Regions from separate parts of the Homo sapiens genome. Here region 2 is linked to region 1. Evidence: chromatin loops called from intact Hi-C (ENCODE). Cell type or tissue: MCF 10A. All regions are shown on one strand. Each heading gives the region's core, and the rest is flanking DNA. Links, peaks and the distances in the headings are about the cores only. Region 1 holds the start of LOC105376249 (a long non-coding RNA gene). Region 2 overlaps LOC105376253 (a long non-coding RNA gene).

Evidence for each region. A loop is a pair of places that touch in the nucleus more often than their neighbours do. Peaks named below come from ENCODE experiments on the same cell type or tissue, not always from the same donor. Only the 100,000 strongest peaks of a DNase experiment are listed, where the experiment ranks them.
Region 2: a loop joins it to region 1, with 7 times the contacts of the local background. A loop is called at or near these places in 2 of 110 quality-filtered maps.

What each region holds. Positions count from the first base shown.
Region 1 is chr9:118,589,362-118,601,129 of GRCh38, reverse strand. LOC105376249 (a long non-coding RNA gene) reads left to right here and starts at 3,958. Exons shown (of 3, transcript XR_930297.2): 1 at 3,958-3,989; 2 at 6,914-7,043; 3 at 7,943-8,135. In MCF 10A, for the core only: a CTCF peak has its summit at 5,221; a DNase peak (open chromatin) is centred at 5,199.
Region 2 is chr9:120,343,658-120,355,425 of GRCh38, reverse strand. All of the region lies in intron 2 of LOC105376253 (a long non-coding RNA gene), which reads left to right. Among named protein-coding and RNA genes, the nearest start is that of MIR147A, 100 kb to the right of the region's middle. In MCF 10A, for the core only: a CTCF peak has its summit at 6,369 (motif pointing right); a DNase peak (open chromatin) is centred at 6,385.

The DNA of each region.
Region 1 (11,768 bases), core at 1,808-9,807:
CAGTATCCTTGGCTGTTAGGGAGATACAGAAAAACCATCCCAGAGTTGGACACTCTGTAGTTATTCAGTAAATGCTGGCTATTGTCTCTATTTGTATGTACCCCCATCTTGCAGATGAGAAAACAGATTCAGATAGCAAAAATGAATTGCTCAAGATCACTAACAAAAAGGCAGGGTTCAAATTTGGTAAAGAGTCACTGAAATGGCCGAGGCGTCTCTGAAGGTGAGACTGCTGGCAAATACATCAGAAGATTGTAGGTTGCTGTGAGAAGTCAAGGATTAATATAAGCTCAAGAGAAAACTCCTCCTACCTCTTATACCTTCCAGTCCATTTTTTTTTTTCCAGAGACAGAATTTCACTTTTTCATCCATCTGGAGTACAGTGGCACATCATCGCTCACTATAACCTCCAACTCCTGGGCTCAAGCCATTCTCCCACTTCAGCTTCCTAAGTCGCTGAAACTACAGGCTAAAGCCACCATACCTGAATACTTATTTTTTCTTTTTACTGATTTTTTTTTTGTAGAGATGGGGTCTCACTATATTGTCCAGGCTGGTCTCAAACTCCTGGCCTCAAGTGATCATTCTGCCTTGGTCTCCAGTCCCATTCTCATCTGTTATTATTTCTGAGTAGCCAATAGGTTGCCTGGATTATACATGTTTATTGGTTCTGGCTCTGTTAGCATTCTAAAGATTTCAGATTTTAGTTCTTGTTTCATTAGGAAATTTCCAAGGAGACCAAAAGAACATGGCCATTTTTAATACAGTTATCTCTTATTTACCATTTTTACTATAAAACTCCACCAAGTTCAGAATTATAGTTACGTAAACCACATGAGATTTTAGAGAGTTATGATGTAGTAATATAGTCATGCATCGCTTAACAATGAGGATAGTTTCTGAGAAATGCATTATTAGATGATTTTGTCATTGTGTAATCATCAAAGGTGTACTTACCCAAACCTACATGGTATAGACCACTACACACTTAGGCTATATGGTATAGTCTATTGCTGCCAGACGACAAACCTGTACAACAGGGTACTGTACTGAATACTGTAGGTAATTATAAATTATGGTAAGTATTTTTGTATTTAAACACACTTAAATATAGAAAAGATACATTAAAATACAGTATTATAATCTTGTGTGACCACCATTGTATATGTGTTCTGCTGTTGACTACAACATCATTATGTAACACATAACCGCAATTACAACAATAATAAAAATAATACTCAACCTTGACCTATCTATAGTGCTATATAGTTTGCAAAATGCCTTTAAATGTTATCTCATGCCATCCTTACAATCATACTGGGAAGTAGTTAAGACAAGTACTATCATCCCCAATTTACAGATGAGAAAATTGAGGCCCAGTAAAGTGAATTGATTGCCTAAAGTTATATATTTTGAGCAGTCTCATATCCACGATTTCTGCTTCTGCCTCCATATCCTTTGTGATAATCTGGTAAATTTCCAAGTATTTCTGTAGCCATTTTCTCAAATAACTCACAATGGACACTCAGTTTTTAGACTTTATGTCTGGAAGAACACAGGTAGTGTCTATGGTTACAATTTAACATGACATAATCAATGGTGAATAAGAACTTTCTCTATGCAAAACAAATTGTGTAATTTTACTGGAAGAAAAAGGAATGGTGAAAACATAGCTCTTGCCCAGAAGAACTTAACTATTTAGTAAAGGAGGTAGATATACTGATAGCAAATCACAAGTAAAAGCATGCTGAATTAAGAATCATAGCAAATACACATGCACACATCAGGATGAAGAGAGGGAAGAGAAATTACTTCTTATTAAGAGACTGGTGAAAGATTATAAAATAACAACACTGTTAGGCCTTGAAGAAAAATTATTGATAGAGAAAGAAGAGAGAGAACAGATTAAAAGAACCACCATCAGAAAATGTATGCATGCAAGTACCTAACATGCTTGCACATTGGCAAATATTGTAATTCCCATTTTATGTAACACATCAGCCAGCATAGGCACAGGAGCGTTTATCAGCTTCTCTAAAGTTTTAGATCCTGAAAGCACTAGATGTAACTTGCTTCTCAATCTGATGTTCTTCCCACAACTTTAACCAGGTCCTGAGAGGCCTAACGTGTCTTTTTATTCAGGGCTCAACCACTGAATTTCCAGATGCCTCTTCCACTCTTTCTCAAAGATTCACAGGGTGACAGTGGTTCACACATCTTTGCAGCCAGTATCCACTTCCCATTGTAAGCCATCTGTTCACATTAGTGAGGAAAAAGAATCTGTACCTTACCTCTGTTTGTTCCTACTTATCCCTATTACCAAGATCCCACAGAGCAAATGGCCTTGTTATGTGGTAGAAATAGGCAATAAAAATATGTTGCGTTTGGCATTCAGAGTACTTTAGAACCAAGAAACTCCAAGTAGCTTTTAAAATATTCATCATGTTTAACCATATTTAATCACCGAGTTAACCCATGGCTAAAGAACACTAGACGGGGAATAAAAAGAACTGGGTTCTGGCCACTATTCTGCAAGGTCACCCTTGCCAAGCTTTTCCTCTGTGAGCCTCAGGTGCTCATCACTTAAAAAAAAAAATCATGAACCAAAGCTCATGGGCTGTAAGATTCTGTGCTAATTGTCTAAATGAAGGAATCACAAGGGCATCAAATACAAAGATTTGGTTACACTTCAGATATCTTTGGCAGGCTTAGAATAAGCAACCAATCTTTTCAAAAGAAAAGTTGTTTTACTCGTTTGTCCCAGTGACTCTTGGGGGAAAATTGCTAAAGAATAGAGACAAAGAATTCTGTCTTTGAGGTATTCTGTCCTTATCAAAGTCAGTCCAAAAATTCATTTTTGTATCTGATCTATGTTTGGAGTCAGTTCTCTCTCTCTCTCCTACTTGCTCCTCTGCCTTTCTTCTTCCTCATCTATTATAAGGCAATTGTAGCATAGTGAGCAACTCTGAATATTAAAGACAGACAAGCACAGAGCCACAGGATTTCATATAGCATTTGTTACTTCCTTGCCATATGGGCTTGCCTGAATTACTTTGCTTCTTTCTGAGGCTTGGTTTTCTTATCAATTAAATGGGACTAATAATACTAATTTATAGAGTTGTTGTGTGGGTTAAGTAGGATGAAGTATTTAAAGAGCCAATATAATGCCTGGCAAAAAGAACCCAGTAAAAACTCCAATGAGAAAATCGGTTAGATATCCTTCCCTTTCTATTTTTAGAGGCAATCAGTAAAGTGACTGAAAGTGAAGTCAGACAGACCAGCCTTCAAATTATGCCTGCACAGCATCTACTTACCACCTCTAAACCTGAACTTCTTAAGCTAAAATGGAGATCACTCTTTCTAATGGGAATTTTTGGGAATGTAAAATAAGGTAACGACTCTGTAATACTTTGTGTCTGGCTATATACACAGTAAAGTTTAATTATTTTCATTGTCACTGATTATTCATTTATTACCTCATTTGCATTCTCCATTAACAGTAGTTCCAGCCTACAAAATATTTCCTGGGCACTTAATAGGTGCTAAGTTCTGTGCTGTGCACTGGGCACACAATGACATACATGTTCTATTAATTCACTTACCCAGTATAAGCTTATAGTCTAGAGGTAAAAAAATAGACATATAGATATTTCTGATACAATAGCCTAAGTAAGCACAAGAAACTATGGAATCCCTAAGAAAAATCTTTAACTTGACTAGAGGAGTATGTTCAGAGTTGATTTCTTCAAGGAGATGATCAGTGGGTTGAGTCAAGAAGGATTAACAGCTATGGCTTGGCCAAAGGAGGATAAGAAAATGTGTGTTCTAGAAGGGAGAAAACCAAAGAATAGTGATTCTAAAGCTTTGTGTTCCATTAGAATCACCTGAGGAGCTTTGAAAGCTCACGATGCCTGAGCTTCTTTCCCTACCAGTAAAGCAGAAGTCCTGGGGATGGGACTCAGACATCAGTGCTTTCAAAAGCTCCACAGGTAGTTTCAGTGTGCAGCCAAGTGGGGAGCCCCTGGCTTAAACCAGTGTGTGGATGGAAACTGTTCTGTCCTGGAATAAGCAGGGGCCAATGAGGAAGCACATGAGTAACAGGGCACAGTCTTTACACTTGACTTATGTGTGGTGATTAGACATTCGGGAGTTTAAAAGGAGAGAGCAGAGGGTCAATCATATTTGCATTTTGGAGGGATTGCTTGGGATGTAACTCAGTACTGAATTCCAGAGGAAGCAAAAATTTTAAAAAAAGTAATGTGATGTGCAATCTTCAGAAAGCATAGAATCAGTCAATCACGACTGGAAGAATGTGCTTTAGAAATTCCTTAGTGACATGTGGGGTTTATAAATATACTGATGCCTAGGGCTTTCCTCAGACATCAGAAAAAGTTTTAGGGATGTGGTATTTTGGTATTTGCATTTTCATGACGTTCACCTAAAGGGATTGAGAACACCTGCCAATGAACCTGAGTGACCATCTCATGAAGGATATTTAGTCACTGAGGTAACAAAAGTTCATGGCCTATGTGTGGGTCAGGCTGGGTTAGTAACAGGGTCAGTTTTTGGATAGAAGGTTACTAGAGCACTCAGCCGTCTCTAGTAACCTTTGATCTATCTACCTTTGATCTAGTAACCTTTGGCCCGTCTCTCCTTTGATCTATTTTTCTCCTTGCCCTTCAAAGTGCTAATGCCTACAATTCCACCTGTCTTTATTTCTATCAAAATCAGTACTCCCATTAAAAAAAAAAAAAACCTGAAATGTGCCACTGACCCTTGACTGAGACTGAAATCACAGTCTGAATCTGGAACAAACAGTGGAATGGAAGGGCTTATCTGCTCTGAAGAGAGCTATAAGTTTCAGCAAGTCCTGGGTATGCGGGGGAGACCTCTTTGACTAGGGTGGGGGTGTGATCACTTACTACATACATACATAAAAGCAGACCCCTATCAGCACCATCAGGCAGATCAAGGATGGATCAACTCATTAAACAGCAGCTAAAGCCCACACTGACATGGGCACATCTGACTCAATACTTCTTAGGGAAAATCTGGGAGAGGGATGCTCTATCTTGACCCTAGTGAAGAGACACAGACCAGGAGGAGACAGGCAGCCACCCCAAACCTCCTTCTCCTAGCTTCTTTAAGGAGCCAGACTTCTATAAGCAAGCGGCCAGTGCATTTGTATGACTCAACAGTGACACCCAGTGACTCTCTCTGTCAGTCCCAGGTGGCTGTTCCCGGAGGATCTTCTGAGGAATACATTTCAGCCTCCATTACCTAGTACTGAATCAGCAGAAGCAATCACATCAAATTCAGTCTTGAAAGAGACAAACATAATAAAAAATCCCAGTTTGTATTAACATAATCATCTAACTGTTGAAGCATATTCTTCTCCCCTGTTGGGCCATGTCTGATGTCAAACATAATACCACCATGTAGTACTGTAGCTTCTTGATGTTAGAATCACAAGGCAGTGATTATTTATAATGTAAGTAGGACCATAGAGACAGGCACGTAACAGGGCCACATCATTACATATTGAGCCAGCCGAATCTAGACATGGAGAGAGAGATTAACAATTTGTATTATAACCAGATAGAAGAGACCAGCATAACCCATGGGATTCTAAACTATGGCACACACACACACAAAAAGATAACCTGAGCACTTTTAGCCTAGAAAAAAAAAACTTCTTCATGGAATGGGGAGAAGAGTTGGGATGCTTTCTTTCGGATGTCGGATGGGCGGGTAGAAACAGAAGGGATTTTACTGGTTTTATTTGGTCCCAAAGAGCAGAAATAGAGTTGACGAGTGGAAAGTACAGGGAAACTGCTTTACGTTCAACATAAGGAAGCACTTTATAACAACTGGATCTACTGGGAAATGAAAGAAATTCAGAAAGCAGAGAATTGTATGTCATTTAAAACATAGTGCAGGCATGTCTTTTAATAATTCCAGTTTTTAAAAAAGGGAGAATGGATCAGGTAAATAATTCAGTAACTTTAATAAGTCAAATGACAGGGACGTGGGTGGTCAAGGGTGCAGGAAGATAATTGGGCATAGCATTTAGGGCTGATTGAAATCTTTCTCCACTTATCACTGTTTTTTAAATAATTAAAACGTGTTTCCTTCCTCATTCTCATTAGACCAGTAATCTTTGTTTATCCATTTACATAGTGGAAGATGCTTGCACCTTCCACCTACATTCACCTACCTGTCACATGAAAAACAGATACCCCCTACTTGCCTCTTCCAGTTTCCTTTTCCCTCATTGTTTCTATACCAAGAACAGCTTAGCTAGAATCAGGATCTGATCCTTAGCGCAGTCAACAACGGCTAGGGAAGAGATCATTACATTATACAAGTGTAGATAAGTGATGATTGTCCAATGCACTGAATGATCTATTGTCAAGAAGCTTAGAAGGAAAAAAAGTACATTATGGGAGGGAATGAGTGCACAGAAAGGCTGTGCTGTGGTTTGAATGTGTCCTTCCAAAAGTCATGTAGAAACCTCATCCCCATTGTGGTAGGATTAAGAGGTGAAGCCTTTAGAAGGTGATTAGATCATGAGGGTTGTGCTTTCATGAATGGAATTAGTGGCCTTACAAAAGATACTCGAGGCGGCTCTTTTATTCTTCTGTCACGTAAGGACACATAGAAAGCACCATCTATGAAGCACAAGCCCTCGCTAGACACCAAATCTGTTGGCACCTTGATCTTGGGCTTCTCAGCCTCCAGAATGTGAGCAATAAATATCTATTGTTAATACATTATGCAGTCTAAGATATTTGTTATAGAGGCCTGCATAGACTAAGATAGGCTAGGAGACTAAGATGTGCTATTTTCTCTTTAAATATTAACTTCCCTGAATCTCTGATTAATTTTAAATAATGTCAAATTTATCTCCCAGTTTAGCCATTCCTGTTATTCTCTGCTGTGCCTTACCCTAATCTGCTAATTGGAATGGATTACGGAAAGAAAAAAGTATAAAGAGAAAAATGAAACAACAGAAGGAAAGGTGCAAATCGAGAAACTGGAAGGTACAAGAGTTAGTTTGGGGTACTGACTTGGTTGTAGACTGGTCTCCAATGAGAAAAAGCATAAGTAAAAAATTATGAGGCTTCCAGTTCAAAATTGAGTTAGTATTTGGTATAAAATATACCTGGACTAGTGTTTGAGGTCCAAGCAGCTGGAGTCTCTGGTAAGTAACTAAGCAGGGTATCAAGGCTATAGCCAAGCAAGTTGGAGTTCAAGATTAGTCATCAGATAAGGCAGAGATATAATCGACCTAGAACTGAGGCATACACCCTGTCTAAACCCAAGTGTCCATTGAGATAGTTTCAACTACTGGAAATAGCCTGTGCTATATATATATATATATATATATATATGGATTTCAATTTAGGTCTTCATGGGTAATGTAAATTGAGGAAAGTCACTTCCCTTTCCTGAGCCTTAGTTTCCTCATTTGTAAAATGGGAAAATGGGATTATAGGTACTAACCTGATGATAGGATCCTACTGATTTAGGGATTAGAAAAGACATTATGTTTAAAGTGCCTAATACATTGCCTGGCACATTGATAATCGTTATCAATGTTATGAGGAACCTAGGTGGGAACTGGGAAGAAGTTGGGCAATGGAGCCCATGCCCACAACAATTCTGTGCGTTTGTAGAAATGTTGGATATCGAAATTTCCTGACATAGTCCCCATATGTTCAGTGCCCTGGTAAAGCTGATTTGACAAAAATTCTTGATATCAGCATTAGACAACATTGAGGAATGCAATGGCTTCTTTGTTGCACATATATTTTCCTTTCATATTCTCTTACTCTACCAATTTTTCTCTAGTCTTTGCTATAGCAACCAGCTGTACTCAGGTGTAGCCTAATAGCACCTGATCTCGGCTGCACTGCATATATCTTGCTTTTTCTCCCAGGGCTTATCTGGCACAATCACATGGATCTACCGTAAGAGCTTGATCAGCCATTCTGATGTCTGCACACACTGGGAACAGATAGGGTGTTAACATTTCCTGGAACAATGCTTTACCAATGGGCAGGAACTAGTAGGTAAGTATTCTCTTTTTTCCAATCTCAGAGATTTCTAAGGCACATTCCATACAGCTGTTGAAATATCACAAACAGGATTAAGCTCCAGTTTTTCTGTAGTTGTAATCAGCTCAGTAACCTTGGATTGGCTGCTTTTCTTCTTTCCCAATTTACACTTCACTAATCCTCCAAGCCTGTGGCTTGGAAATAAACCTTCCCTGGTTTATTTCTCAGGCCATCCATCATGTACCACAGGAGCAAATGACCCCAAATAAACTACCTCCACAAAGGCCCGTGTCTCAGGCTCTGCTTTTTAGGAAGAATTCAAACCAGAATTCTACAATGCTAGCATAGCACTAAGAGCTGCGTAAGACATCAGGGATAATTTAGTCAATTACCACATTTCATGGATGGGTATGCAGAAACAGAGAGAATTAGTGACTCCTTCAAAGTCACAAACATAGGCAACTTGTGCAAAGGGGAACCCAAAATGTGAAAGGGGAGCAATTGGGGGATGGGAGAAAGGGACTGAAGAGAAAAGAAAGACAAAGTTGCCTGGGTGATGGAAAGAAGAAAGAGCAAGCCATTAAAACATCTTAGCACAGTGGGGATGACATGTATTGAATTTACCCTGTCAGCAGAGCAGAGCGCAGCACCCACCCTGATAAATGCCAGGTCCCATTGCTGACACTTGATAAAGGTTCCATCTAACAGCAGAGCAGCACTGAGAATGGGGTGATGGTGGCACTTGCTGTTTTAATCTCCACTGCTTTCCAGTGTGTAACATGGAGTAGGTGCTCAATGAATGTCTGTGAAATAATGGGCAAATTAGTGAGGCAAAACTCCTTCAGCATCTCCATCATGAATGCCCACATACCTGGCCTTTCTGTGTGCAGTTAGGTATCTAGCTATATATGAGTGCACACTTTTTTTTCTTTTTTATTATTTTGTGCTGTACATTAAAAAAATAGTTTCAGGGGTTTGTATCACAGTGAGTGTAGCCGCCCTTGGGTTCCTTGAGTATAAGTGTGTGTGTGTGTATACACACACAGTGTATTATATATATAATACTCTGTATATATATATATACACAATACCTGTATACATGCATGTATGTGTGTGCATATATTTATAAATACACTCATACACAGAGTTATGCATCACTTAATGTCAGGGATACTTTCTGAATAATTTGTCAGGGGATTTTGATGTTGTGCAAACATTATAGAGTATGTATAACATAAGCCTACAGAGTGTGTATAACACAAGCCTACAGGGTATAGCCTACCACACTCCTAGGCTCTATGGTATAGCCTAGTGCTTCTAGGCCACAAACCTGTACAGCCTGTTATTGTGCTGAATATTGTAGGCAATTACAACACAATGGTAAGCATTTGTTTATCTAAACGTAGAAAAGGTACAGTAGAAATACAGATAAAAGTTAAAAAGTGGTATACCTGTATAGGGCACTTACCATGAATGGAGCTTGTAGGACTGGAATTTGCTCTGGGTGAGTCTGTGAGTGAGTGATGAGTGAATGTGAAATTGTAGAACATCGCTGCACACTGCTATAAACTTTATAAGCACTGCACACTTAGGATACACTAAACTTATAAAACACATTTCTTCAATAATAAATTAACCTTAGCCTACTGTAATATTTTTACTTCATAAACTTTTTATATTTTTACTTTTTGACTCTTCTGTGATAACATTTAGTTTGAAACACAAGCACACTGTACAGCTACATAATTTTTTCTTTATATCCTTCTATACCCTTTTCCCAATTTTTAATTTTTTTTTTTTTACATTTTAAACTTTTTTGTTAAAATCTAAGACACGGATTGGGTGTGGTGGCTCACACCTGTAATCCTAGCACTTTGGGAGGCGAAGGCATGTTGATCACCTGAGATCTGGTGATGGAGACAAGCCTGACCAACATGGAGAAATCGTGTCACTACTGAAATTACAAAAAAACAAAAAACAAAAAACAAAATTATCTGGGCATTGTGGTGCATGCCTGTAACCCCATCTACTCTGGAGACTGAGGTAGGAGAATCACTTGAACCTGGGAGGCGGAGGTTGCAATTAGCCGAGCTTGTGCCACTGCACTCCAGCCTGATTGACAGAGTGAGACTCCATCTTAAAAACAAAAAGAAAAACAAAAACAAAAAGAAAACAAACAAAAAAAGCCTAAGACATGGCCATACACATTAGTTTAGCCCTACACAGGGTCAGGATCATCAATGTCACTCTCTCCCACCTCCACATCTTGTCCCACTGGAAAGTCTTCAGGTGCAACAGCATGGATGGAGCTGTCATCCCCTGTATTTCCTATGATAAAAATGCCTTCTTCTGGAATACCTCCTAAAGGACCCGACTGAGGCTGTTTACAGTTAACTTTTTATATATATGTGTGTCTGTGTGTGTGTGTGTGTAGAAACAGTATAATCTAAAATAACAATAAAAATATAGTATAATAAGTACATAAACCAGTAACATAGTTGTTTATTGTCATTATCAAGTATTAAGTAGTGCACATAATTATATTTGCTATACTTTTATATGACTGACAACATAGTAGGTTTGTTTACTCTGGCATATCCACAAACACATGAGTAATACATTATGCTACAACATTAAATGTCTACAAGGTCACTAAGTAACAGGAATTTTCAACTCCATTATAATCATATGAAGCCACTGTCATACACGCTGTCTGTTGACCAAAATATCATTATGTGGCACATGACTGTATAAATATTTCTGGTTACTCAAATCTTTGATAATCCTATCACATCACATGACTGTATATTAGCAGCTCTTTACTCTTCTTACATCAAGGATTTGGAGATTCAGAGCTCTTCATATGCTCATTTGTGTAAACATGCTATCTTTACTTCCTTTTCCTAGTCTCATATAATTTTTTAATTGCATCAATACTAATTTTCACAAGTTGCAGTTTCTCAAAATAGCTACTATTCATTTAAAGAAACCAAAATCAGAAACAGACATAACCTATTAGGTACCATGTGTCAGGCACTGTGCTGTTTATTAGAGCTAAACTGGTAAAGACGGTGCTTAGCTTTGGAAAGACTATAATGATAGAAACTTGTCTTCTTACTTGACCCCTGAACACCTTGACTTATTATGGTAGGCATTAACCTGAACTGATTTTCACCCTGAATACTTCTAGAAATTCTGCTGGGCAATCGTTTTATACTGACAAAATGCTATGCTTTGTCTTATGGGGAAAAAAAGCTACCAGTGCTGAACTTAAAATTATTCTGCTTAAAATTGTACATATCTTTCTTTCGTAGCCTATGTTGGATAGAGTATAGTAAAGAGTATCCATGATAATTTTTAGCTCTTACAACACTTTGAATTACTTGGCCAATATTTTGTCTTTATGGTGAGACGCAACAATATGAGAAGCGTGTCTGCCTCTTTCACAACTGTACACTTACCCCTTGGCATAAGACCTAAGACATTTGTTTTGAGCTTTACACAACAGTATCTTGATTTTCTGATAAGATAAATAAATAAATAACATATTGTGGACATATTTCTCTCTCTCTTTTTTTTTTTTTTTTTTTTTTTAGACAGAGTCCAGTTCTGTCACCTAGACTGGAGTGCAGTGGCACCATCTCGGCTCACTGCAACCTCTGTCTCCTGAGTTCAAGTGATTCTCCTGCCTCAGCCTCCTAAGTAGCT
Region 2 (11,768 bases), core at 1,984-9,983, 1.8 Mb before region 1:
TGAAAGCAATGTTTATTCCTGTTTATAGAGAAATGTCTGCAAGATTATGCACGGAACTATGAGTAGTGGGATTCAATGCTTCCAGATTGTTTGAATTTTTACACTGAACATATATTGCTTTTGGGATGAAAAAAAAGACTAAGGAAAAATTTTAGGTAAAGGACAACAAAAATGATGATGTTTATGTTCTGAGTAAGCTGAACTTAAACTAACGGTCTATAATAGTAATAAAATTATCAGCCAACATAAAACTAATAACAGCAAGCTGGTCAGGGTGGCTGAGCAGTCTGAGGGGCTGCGTTCAGGTCGCAGTCTGCCCTGGAGGCGTGGGTTCGAATCCCACTCCTGAAAGTTACCATTGGCCGGGAGTGGTGGCTCACTGAGCGCCTGTAATCCCAGCACTTTGGGAGGCCGAGGTGGGTGGATCACAAGGTCAGGAGTTCAAGACTAGCCTGGCCAACATGGTGAAACCCTGTCTCTACTAAAAATACAAAAATTAGCTGGGTGTGGTGGTAGGCACCTGTAACCCCAGCTACTTGGGAGGCTGAGGCGGAGAATCACTTCAACCCGGGAGGCAGAGATTGCAGTGAGCCAAGATCGTGCCACTGCGCTCCAGCCTGGGAGACAGAGCAAGACTCCATCTCGGAAAACAAACAAAACACAAAAACAACAACAACAAACTGATAACAGCTACCATTTGTTGAAGACCCATGATGTGCTAAGCATTTCATGTCCTTAATCTATGAAACCTGAAAAAGAGGTGAGAGCCCCCACTTTCTGGGTGAGGAAACTGAGGCTCAGAGTCAGAAAGTAACTTGGTCCAGTTGAGAGCTGCTCACCAGGATCAGACAGCACTGTCTTTGATGGCAGATCTCTGCCTCTTAGACTGAGAGGCCACATCTGTTGGTTTGTAAAGTAGAGGTCCCCCATGCTTGGCCACCCACCAAAAGTGCTAGAAAAGCTTTTTCCTCCCAAGTACAGATTCCTGGGTCCCACTCCATTTCCTGTGAACCATTCTTCTTTGGGGTGGGGGCCCAGGAATCTGTATTTTAGTATGTATCCACAGGGATTCTGGAGCAGTCAGTCTGGTGTTCAGGGACTCGTCTGGTGGCTCATTTGATCTTCATAATGCACAGGGAAATAAACAAGATGAAGATTGTGGCCATCACTCCCATTTTATAGGTGAGAAAACTGAGGCTTAGAGAGGGAAAGTTACTTGCTCAGGGTCCTGGAGCTAGGAAATGGGATTGGAGGCCCTCCTGACTCTAAACCCAGGTGCTATTCTAACCCACTGAGTGGGCTGACTGTGGGGAAGGCTCTTGGGAGGGTGACAGAAAAGAGGGGAGCATGGGGGCTACCTGGCGTCTTGTGGCTACCAACTGCCCTCTGCCCTGTGCTCTCAGCTGTTGGAGTGCAGATGGTAGAATCTGCCAGGCACTTGGAGGCAGATACCAGTGTGAAGCTGCGGGTGGAATTATTGGCTATACCCACTTTCCACTAGGAGCACCCCCCCGGGTGATCCCCAAAATTCAGCCCAATCCTCTTCCATTTTCTCCTCCCACCCTTCCCAGCCACTGGGACTTAAAGAGCTCTTTTCCCTCCTCTTCTTTTCTGTTTGTTGCTGCCTGGCTTTTATTAGTGACTTTCAGGGAAATGATCAAAGGCGGCTGTAATCAGAGAGCTTCGTCATCTACCACATGAGTGCCAGAGAAGGCTCTGCCTGTGTCACAGCCTTCAGAGCTGGTGGGAGCCAATTGCTTGGGAAAGTGGGCCTGGGAACAGCCATCTGGGTTGGTGGGAGGCCCTGCAGATGTCTCCTGGGCCCCCCTCAACATCAGAGGGACTCTCCTGACACCGTTGCTCCCACCTTGGCGTGTGGGGCCGAGATGCTGCCTCCTGGTTTTTTCCCAGGATGAGGAACCCTGCGATGCCAATCCCTCTCCCTCCCTGTCCCCCCGCAGGCCTCTTGTCTCCTTTCAGGCTCCTGGAGATTTGTTTACAGTTTATTTTTCTTTATTTTTATAACAGCTTCATTGAGATACAAGTCACATACTGTTCAAATAACCCATTTAAGCTGTACAATTCCGTGGTACGATTGAATGGGATTCACAGAATTGTGCAACCACCCCTCCATCAATTTTCAAATATTTTCATCTCCCCAAAAGAAAACCTGATACCCTTTAGCCATCATCCCCAAACCTTCCATTCTACTGTAGCCCTCGATTTGCCTATTCTGAGCATGTCATATAAATGTAGTCATACAATATATGGTCTTTGGTGACTGGCTTCTTTCACTTAGTATGTTTTCAAGGTTTATCCATGTTGTAGCACGTATCGGTACTTCATCCCTTTTTTATGGTGAAATAATATTCTATTATTTTGATAAATGGACAAAAATATCATTTTATTTTATAAATATTTCTCTTACAAAATGCAAACAGTACTGTCGGATTAAAAACATGAGACTATTTCTAAGAATTTTTTGTAAGAAGAATATCACACAAATGGGAGAAATAATCACACTGGGAATTCCATGGCTGCTTGCTCTATAATGACCAAAAATGAGAAAGAGCCTACAGTACATAGAAACAGGAATCTGGCTAAATAAATGATGGCAATCCATATTATAGAATACTGTGCAGTCATGTGGATTTATATTCATTGAAATGAAAAGCTATGACATATAGTTGAGTCAATTATATGATGTTGTTTTTATAAAATTATACTTTCATTTTATGCCCATCTAGAAGGATGTCTACCAAAATGTTGACATGAACATTCACCTTTGAGGGGGTGGAATTTCAAATGGCATGTGTGTATTTTTATTTTGGGGGAATAAAAGCATAAGGTCATTGGGGCTAGGAGTAAACAAGTATAGCAACATAAGATGTACCCAAGGGAGTATATGTTCCCCAAAATGTATGCTGGGAAGCCATCTGCACTGGTAGAAAAGACCTCCACATTGTTTCCTTTCAGTGGGTACTGGGAAACTGGTAGGGCTGGATGATCACAGTGTATACATGGCTCTGAGCTCCCTAGTAGGTAAAGCAAAGAGTAAAAGGAGCATCTACAACTTGTTTGCTGTTGCCCAAAGGAGCCACAGCTGTTCCTGGGAGAGGCTGAGAGGCACTCCTGGATCTCTGAGAGGGGCGTCTCCCAGCTGTGATGAACAATGTCCTCCACAACACGCTTTCACTTCACACAACGAGACCCCAGGGCGATTCCTAAATGCTGGCCATGGTGTCCTCCATGGTAAGGGCAGTGAATGAGGCTGTGAGGCAGGAAACGCGGCAGGGGAGGGGAGTTGCTCTTGACTGCCAGCTCCTGATATTTGGTTGTGTGCCCATGGGGCTCAGCAAGCTGCCTGCAGGGGAGGGAAGTGAAGGAGCCCTCGTGGGTCCCTACTCTGGGCTGGGCATTCCTTCTCCTGTTCATCCTCATGAGAGGTCTGGCTGATGAGGCTCATCATGCCCATTTTGCAGCTGAGAAAACTGAGAGGAGACATTCATTGCCAGAGCTCATCTAGCTGCAGAATGGCAGAGCAGGAAACTCTGGCTGGGTCCTGTTTTCCAGCTCAGCCTCACAAGGTAGAGCCGCCTACCCCTCAAGCAGCCCCATCCCTGGGGCTCTGACATGCTCTGGCTCTGTTCCTTGAGGCTGGCCTGGCTCTTGTCCACTCACTCTGCATACCTACTCTTGGGTAGCCTTGGGCAAGTTCCTTAAACTCTCTGGGCCTCAGCTTCCTCATCTGGAAAATGGGGATTATAGAAGTACCTGCTTCATTGGCTTCTGGTGAGGAGGAAGTGAGCTAATAAACGTGCAACGTGTTGAGGGCATGGCCTGGTACACAGTAAATACTCCCTGGTGTCATACAGCTGGTTTATTTCCTCCCACTCATCCTCCTCCTCACATCGGAAGGACTTTTCTGAAACTCACCTTTGAGGATGCTGATGCCACCTCCCCTTTCCGGAAGCTCATTCTCATCGACAGGATTCTGTGTCCTCCGGCCCAACTCACCTGTGAGTGCCATGGCCATTGGCCTGGGGCCTCATGCTGGCGGGTTTTATTCTTCCTTCCCACTGACATCTCATGCCTGCAGGTCTCAGGGGAATGTGGCATAACCAGGCAGAATGGGGCAGAGGTCGAGTGAGGGACATGCGCTCACCATTCTGGGCTCTGCGCACTAATGACTCCCACGTGTCTTGGCTCATGGTTCAGAGAATGCCTTTTTTTTCAGCACGTCTCCATCATCCCCATATGCTTTGGGGCACATTTCTCCTTGGGAAATGCTTTGTTTGGGCAGGTAACAAGTTCCCTGATCGGGGATGACGGCACGCAGAGGCTGAAGGATGAAGACAGAAGTCAGGTGCTGGGAGCTGGATTTGGAAGGGACCATGTTTAAGGTCCTCTTGGGTCCTGTGAATCTGAGTGTATTTGTGGTTCCCTTATTTCTACAGGCCTTTCCCCTTGCAGCATTAAGTGGGGCTTTCCTTTGCTGATCGGAGCCCAAAGATGGGGAATTTGTTGGCTGGAATGACTGCCTCACACTCTCTCTGGCTCCCCCCTGTCCCCAGTCACACATTTGCTCTGCATCTTGAAGTCAGAGGAATGCTTCTCAGATAATAATCTGGCCATGTCATTTTCTTCTTCAGAAGCTGGCAGAGGGCCCACTGTGCTCATGTTTGGAGTCTTTTGCATGATCAGGCCCCCACTGCGTTGCTGGCCACACTGCACTCTTAAGGTGTCCCCGCATTGGGGTCATTGCACGCAGAGACCTGTAGCTCTCCTGCCCATCCTCATGCTCTTCTCTTGGCTAACACACCCTGGTCCTTCAGGTCCCAGTTCAGATATCACCTCCTCCAGAAGCCTTTCCTAACACCAGAGACCGGGTCCAGGGCCCTGCTAGGTGCCTGTCTACCTCTGTCCCAGCCCTTATCAACCTGAATTGTAATCCTCATGAATCTGTCTCCTTCACTGATGGAGGGCTCTTTGCGGACATCTTGGTGTCTCCAGCATCTAACACAGAGTTGGACCTCAGGGTCCCAGGCCTGACCCTGCCGTTCACTGGCTCCAGTGGCCACTCTCAGTTATCTGAGGTTAGTGTGTGAAACAAAATCCCTACCTGATGCAAGGCAAAATGAGGTACAAGGCCGGGCATGGTGGCTCATGCCTATAATCCCAGCACTTTGGGAGGCCGAGGGTGGTGGATCACCTAAAGTCAGGAGTTTGAGACCAGCCTGGCCAACATCGTGAAACCCCATCTCTACTAAAAATACAAAAATTAGCTGGGTGTGGCAGCACGTGCCTGTAGCCCCAGCTACTTGGGAGGCTGAGGCAGGAGAATTGCTTGAACTCAGGAGGCAGATGTTGCAGTGAGCCAAGAGTGCACCACTGCACTCCAGCCTGGGTGACAGAGCAAACTCCATCTCAAAAAACAAAAAAAAAAAACACAAAAAACCAAAAAAAAAAACCAAAAAAAACCCCAAAACCCACCATGGTACAAACCATTGTAACATAAGGTAATGTAGGCATATACTTAACCATTTTCAGAGCTCTCCATTATCTTGTGACATCTCAGTACCCGTCCCCTGAGCTAGGCTGGGCTGGGGTTATTATTTCCATCTCCGTCTGAGAGAACTGATGCTCTGAGAGTGGAAGTGACTTGTAGCACATCTGGCAAGAGGCAGGAGGAGCTGGTGCAAAGCTGGCCTCTGACCTCCTGCTACTGTAAAGAGCTTGAGTGACCAGGGAAGGTGTCTCCGGGAGGCAGCATTTCTGCTGTGCTTCGAAGTCTGGGAGGGACTGGAAAGAGGAGACAGGGGCAGGCAGGGAGGTGTCAGGAGGGAGAGGGGCAGCCTGAGGTGGGAAACTGGGATGAGAGAAGAACTGGGTGCTCCTGGCCTCTCAGAGCCTGGGCAAGGAGGCTCAAGAGTTAGGTTGGGACTAGATCCTGGTGACCTCTGGAAGCCAGACCGAGGATTGAACTTAATCCCTAGGCTACAGAAAGCTGTCGAAGGCATTTGAGCAGGAAAGAGGCCTCGCCCCAAAGGAGGATGAATGAGGGGGCTGGGAGGCCACTGAGAAGGTGGTAGCGACGTCCATGCAGGAGACGGTGCGCTGGTGGGTGGCAGCGAGCTGGAATGGAGGACATACCTACCACCTCTCTTTGTCCTCTGTCTGACTTTGGCGGGGGTTCCCCAGGATGCATTCGCATTCGGCCAGTGGTCTCTGCCTCAGAGGCGGCAGCTGGTGGGTGGCCCTCCTTCAGAGGGTCGGGGGCTGCTGTCAGGGGTGCTCGGTTGGGAGAATGGGGGGAGGGGAGAGGGGCTGCTGGAGGTGCGAGCAGCGGCTGCTGCCTCTGACTTCCACAGGGGGTCAGTGTAACATTAAAGTTCCTCCCGACTGCTCTGCCCTATGCAACTCCAATGGAGGCCCTTTGGCTCAGGAATCTGGGTCAGCTGGTTATATTTGGAATCCTTGGTGGGCAAGCACAAGGCCAGGTGGGCTGGGGGATTCTGAGCCACTTGAGAATCAATTTTGTTTGTTTTCCTTTTGGTTTTGTTTTTAGAGTTTCAGAAGAATCCAAGAATGCCAGGGACTGATTTGTAAACACATGTCTGTAACATGCAGCGGACAGAGCCCCTTCTTCCTAAAGCCCCCCAGTAGGCTTGAAGCCATTCTTGTCAGAGACCCCTCTGCCTCTGTCTTCATCTGGGAAGATGGTTTCCACCTAGAGGGCAAATGACAGATTCCAGGGCCCTAGGAGGTCTCAAAGTTTGGTTAGATTATCCTGCACATTTTACAACTTTATTGCTTGGTGGTGAGAAAGTTGAGAAACTGAGACCAGACAGGGTAGTCTAATTTGCTGAAGGCCTTGTAGTAAGTTGGTGGTGAATTCAGGTTAGAATCTTGGTCTACTAACCCCCCAAATGGCTCTCCTAACCCCCAATGTCTCTCTGATTTCAGTGGAACCAGCCTGGGATGACAATGTCACCTTCAGCAAAGAACACTCAGATTTACATAATCAGCTGTCATTTACACAGCAGTTCCCATCCACTTTCTCAGTGGACACTCAGTAAGCTTCCTAGAATGGGTGCTTTTCTCTTGTGGAAACTGAGGCCGAGAAGAAGTTGAGGGACTCCCCAGCCAGTCAGGCTTCCTGACCTCAAGCAGGGAGTTTCTTGGAAGATGTCAGTTGTCCCAAACTCTAGTGCATACCAGAATCTCTTGGGAGATCTTGTATGAAATATGGGTCCCTGAGCCCCACCTCCAGGGGTTCTGTTTCACTAGGCTTGGGGTAGGGCCTGGAGATCTGCTTTCTAGACAACGCCCCAAGGACTTCTGAAGCAGGTTGTTGGCAGATCATACTTGGAGATGACTGTGACCTCGCCCGGGGCTTCTCAGACTTTAGCGTGTATAGCCAACACCTGGGCATCAAGTTCAAAAAAACAGAGGCTGGTGAGGTTCCAGAGAAAAAGGAACACTTATACACTGTTGGTGGGAGTGTAAATTAGTTCAACCATTGTGGATAGCAGTGTGGCGATTCCTCAAAGAGCTAAAAACAGAATTACCATTTGACACAGCAATCCCATTACTGGGTGTATTAGTCTGTTCTTGCATTGCTATAAAGAAATACCTGAGGCTGGGTAGTTTATAAGGAAAAGAGGTTTAACTGGCTTATGGTTCTGCAGCCTGTACAGGAAGCATGGTGCTGGCATCTGCTCAGCTTCTGAAGAGGACTCAGGAAACTTATAGTCATGGTGGAAGGTAAAGTGGGAGTGAGGCATCTCACATAGAGGGAAACAAGGGCAAGAGAGAGTGAGGGGGGAGGTGCCACACACTTTTAAATAACCAGATCTCACAAGAACCCAGTCACGATCGTGAGAATAGCACAAAGGGGATGGTGGTAAACCATTCATGAGAAATCCACCTCCATGATCCAATCACCTCCCACCAGGCCCTATCTCCAACACTGGAAATTATAATTTGACATGAGATTTGGGTGGGGACACAGAACCAAACCATATATATCACTGGGCATATACCCAAAGGAATATAAATTGTTCTACCATAAAGACACATGCATGCGTATGTTCATTGCAGCACTGTTCACAATAGCAAAGAGATGAAATCAATCTAAATGCCCATTAATGATAGATTGGATTAAAAAAATGTGGTACATATACACCATGGAATACTATGTAGACATAAAAAGGAATGAGATCATGTCCTTTGTGGGAACATAGTTGGAGCTGGAGACCATTATCCTTAGCAAACTAATGCAGGAACAGAAAACCAAATACCGTATGTTCTCACTTACAGGTGAGAGCTAAATGATGAGAACACATGGATACATAGAGGGGAACAACACGCACTGGGGCCTATGGGAGGGTGGAGGGTAGGAGGAAGGAGAGGATCAGGAAAAATAACCAATGGGTACTGGGCTTAATACCTGGGTGATGAAATGATCTGTACAAAAAACCACTGTGACACGAGTTGATCCATATAACAAACCTGCACATGTACCCCTGAACTTAAAAGTTAAAAAATATCCTCCCAAACAAATAACAAATGCCTGTTCAGACTCAGTGGATCTAGGGCAAGGCCCAAGAATCAGTGTTGTATTTCTTTTCTTTTCTTTTTTTTTTTGAGATGGAGTCTCGCTCTGTCACCAGGCTGGAGTGCAGTGGCGCGATCTCAGCTCACTGCAACCTCCGCTTCCTAGGTTCAAGCGATTCTCCTGCCTCAGCCTCCCGAGTAGCTGGGACTACAGGCGTGTGCCACCACGCCCAGCTAATTTTTGTATTCTTAGTAGAGACGGGGTTTCATGATGTTGGCTAGGATGGTCTCCATCTCTTGACCTCGTGATCTGCCCGCCTTGGCCTCCCAAAGTGCTGAGATTATAGGCGTGAGCCACCGCGTCCGGCCCTCAGTGTTGTATTTCTGAAGAGCTCCCTGGTGATTCTGCTGGAGCGTGGACCACTGTGGTTGAGATCATGCTGTTATCCCCTGGGCACACGTTAGGAGTAGGTAAGTTGCAAAGTAAGCAGACTCTCCCCTGCTGTCCCCTCTGAGGAGGGGCTAATTTATAGTGTCATTTCACTTTCTGAAATTTCCTCTGACCCTCAAATCTAATCCCCCTCCCCGCCCCATATTCCCTACATCAGAGATGGGTGCGTCCTGAACACAGAAGAAAGAAAAGGCAGGACTCTCATCACATCCCATTGCTTACAGGAATCCACAGAGCAACTGTTGGCAAAAACTTTCCTTGGCGTTCCAAGAGCTTAGGGAGGGACAGGAACTATTGAATGCTTTGGGAAACTTAGGTGACCCTAACTCCCTAAAGGCATCTTTTCTATGTCTCTTTTCCATACCTTCCCAATATTATTTCTGCCCCCTCCTGAATCTTGTGTGATGTTAATAGTTCCATATTTTTAATTAGATTTTCTAAGCAAAAGAAAGTTTCCAAAGTTAATTAAAAGTTGCCTCAGTGTAATTGTATAAAAGCAGCTTTTGCTTCTGAAATTAAATTATTATAATTAAACTCCTCTATCCGTTTAAAGATTTTAGTAGAATGTTTATTATTCGTTTATTATGAAGAGACCCTGGGAGGGATGCTGCTTGCACAGCCATGGTCCAGCTGATGCCATGTCATGGACTCAACTTTTCCCTCCCTTTGATGATTTCATGCCTCCGGGAACCAAAAAAATCAAATCCTGTGTGAGCTTTGGTGGTTACATGAAGTGCAGACTTTCAGTGCATCCCCAAATTCTGGCTCACTGTGGTAGGTGCCATCGTAACCCATGCATATTTGCTGCTCCTCCCTGCTCTGCCCTGGTTTTAATCAGACTTGGTCACATGACTTCCTCTCACCAAAGAAAAATGGAGAGAAGTGACATGCCCCACTTCTAAGCAGAAACTGTAGGAGCCAGCATGTGGTTTGGTCTTCCCTCATCTTTGCTATTGTGACTGACAATGTCCCAAATAGACAGAGGCTGCTCCATCAGCCTGGGACCTGGAGGGGAGACAAGGTGGAGCAGAGCTACAGCCAACCGGTAGCAAACACGTAGTGCATGGGAGAAATGAACCCTTGTTTGTTACTGCAGCCAAACTCAGGCTTTCCTTGACTCTCATACACTGTTGCTTGTGAGTGACATAGAGTGTTCTTGTGTTTTGTTGTCTGAAAAATGGAGATTGTTTTGTTTGAATCTGGACAATTGAAAAATTATAGCCCCCAGTTCTCCATACTCTCCAGACTCACCCATTCCTGGTGGTTTCTCATGTACTCTGTGATTTCTCTTAAATATTTGCCTTTGTCCAAGCTGTTTCCTCTCCTTGGAATGACTTTATTAACCTCTTTACCTGGATAATTTCTGTCTAATCTAATGATTCAGTTTAGATGTCCATTTCTATGGAAAACCTTCCTGGCTAACAAGGCAGGGTTTGTTGTTATTACCAGGCTTTCTGATCTGTAAACACCTATGCTGCTATATCTAATTGTCTGAATACATGCCAGTGTCTCCTTTAAATTGAAGTCATATAAAAACATTTAGAGTCTTATAATCCAATATAAAGGCAGACCCATAGTAAACATTTAAATACTTGTTGAATAAACAACAAAGCTTTCGGGCGGGGTGGGGGCGGGGAGGTCAGATGGACCTGAATTCAAATTTTATTTTTCTCAGCTTACTAGACAGCTGATTGTGAACAAGTTACTTAATCTCTCTGTGCTTTAGATTCTTCATCTTTAGAAAGGGTCTAGCAATTAAACCTACTGTTGACTCCTGGTCCACTCCCCATCTCTGGATGGGCCCAACCCTCTGGAAAGACAGCAAGGGCAGGGGAATAATCTAAGCAGCGGGTTTCCCTACTTTTTCCCTACATGGAGTCCTGGGAGGATGAGTATTTGTCTTTTTCCAGACTTGACTGAGAAGGATTTGGGATTTGCTTCCGGCAGTGATGGTGATGAGTCACCTGCTTAGGCAACCTGGATGTACAACCACATAACTTATGATTCAAAACAGACTCTGACTACAGCTAGGGGGAGGGACAATAGATTGACAGGATTTGGAAGGGAAACCTTTCCCTAGTCTGGAGGCTCAAGTTGGCCACAAGTCATAGTCTTTCTTTGTATATCATTTTTTTCTGTGGCACAGTCCCTCCCAAACTTCTCTCCAGACCTTTATATAGATGGTGGTAACTACACCATGAGTGGTTCCTCTTGTGGGAAGCAGAATAATAACCCTCTCCCAAAGACACCCATATCTAAATCCCCAGAACCTGCAACTACGTTACATTACCTGGCAGAGGAGATTTATTTTTTTTTGAGATAGAGTTTGCTCTGTCACCCAGGCTGGAGTGCAGTGGTGCACTCTCAGCTCACTGGAACCTCGGCCTCTCAGGTGCAAGCTATTCTTCTGCCTCAGCCTCTGGCGTAGCTGGGACTACAGGCATGTGCCACCAAGCCTGGCTAATTTTTGTATTTTTAGTAGAGCCAGGGTTTTACCGTGTTGGCCAGGCTGCTCTCAAACTCCTGACCTCAAGTGAGCTGCCTGCCTCAGCCTCCCAAAGTGCTGGGATTACAGGTGTGAACCACTGTGCCTGGTGACACAGGAGAATTATGGTTGCAGATGGGATTAACATTGTTAATCATATGACCTTAGAGTAGGAGATTATCCTGAATGCTCTGGATGGGCTCAATGTAGTCACAGCATCCTTAAAAGTGAAGACGGAGGCGGAAGAGAAGTCAGAGTTAGAGAGATTGAAAA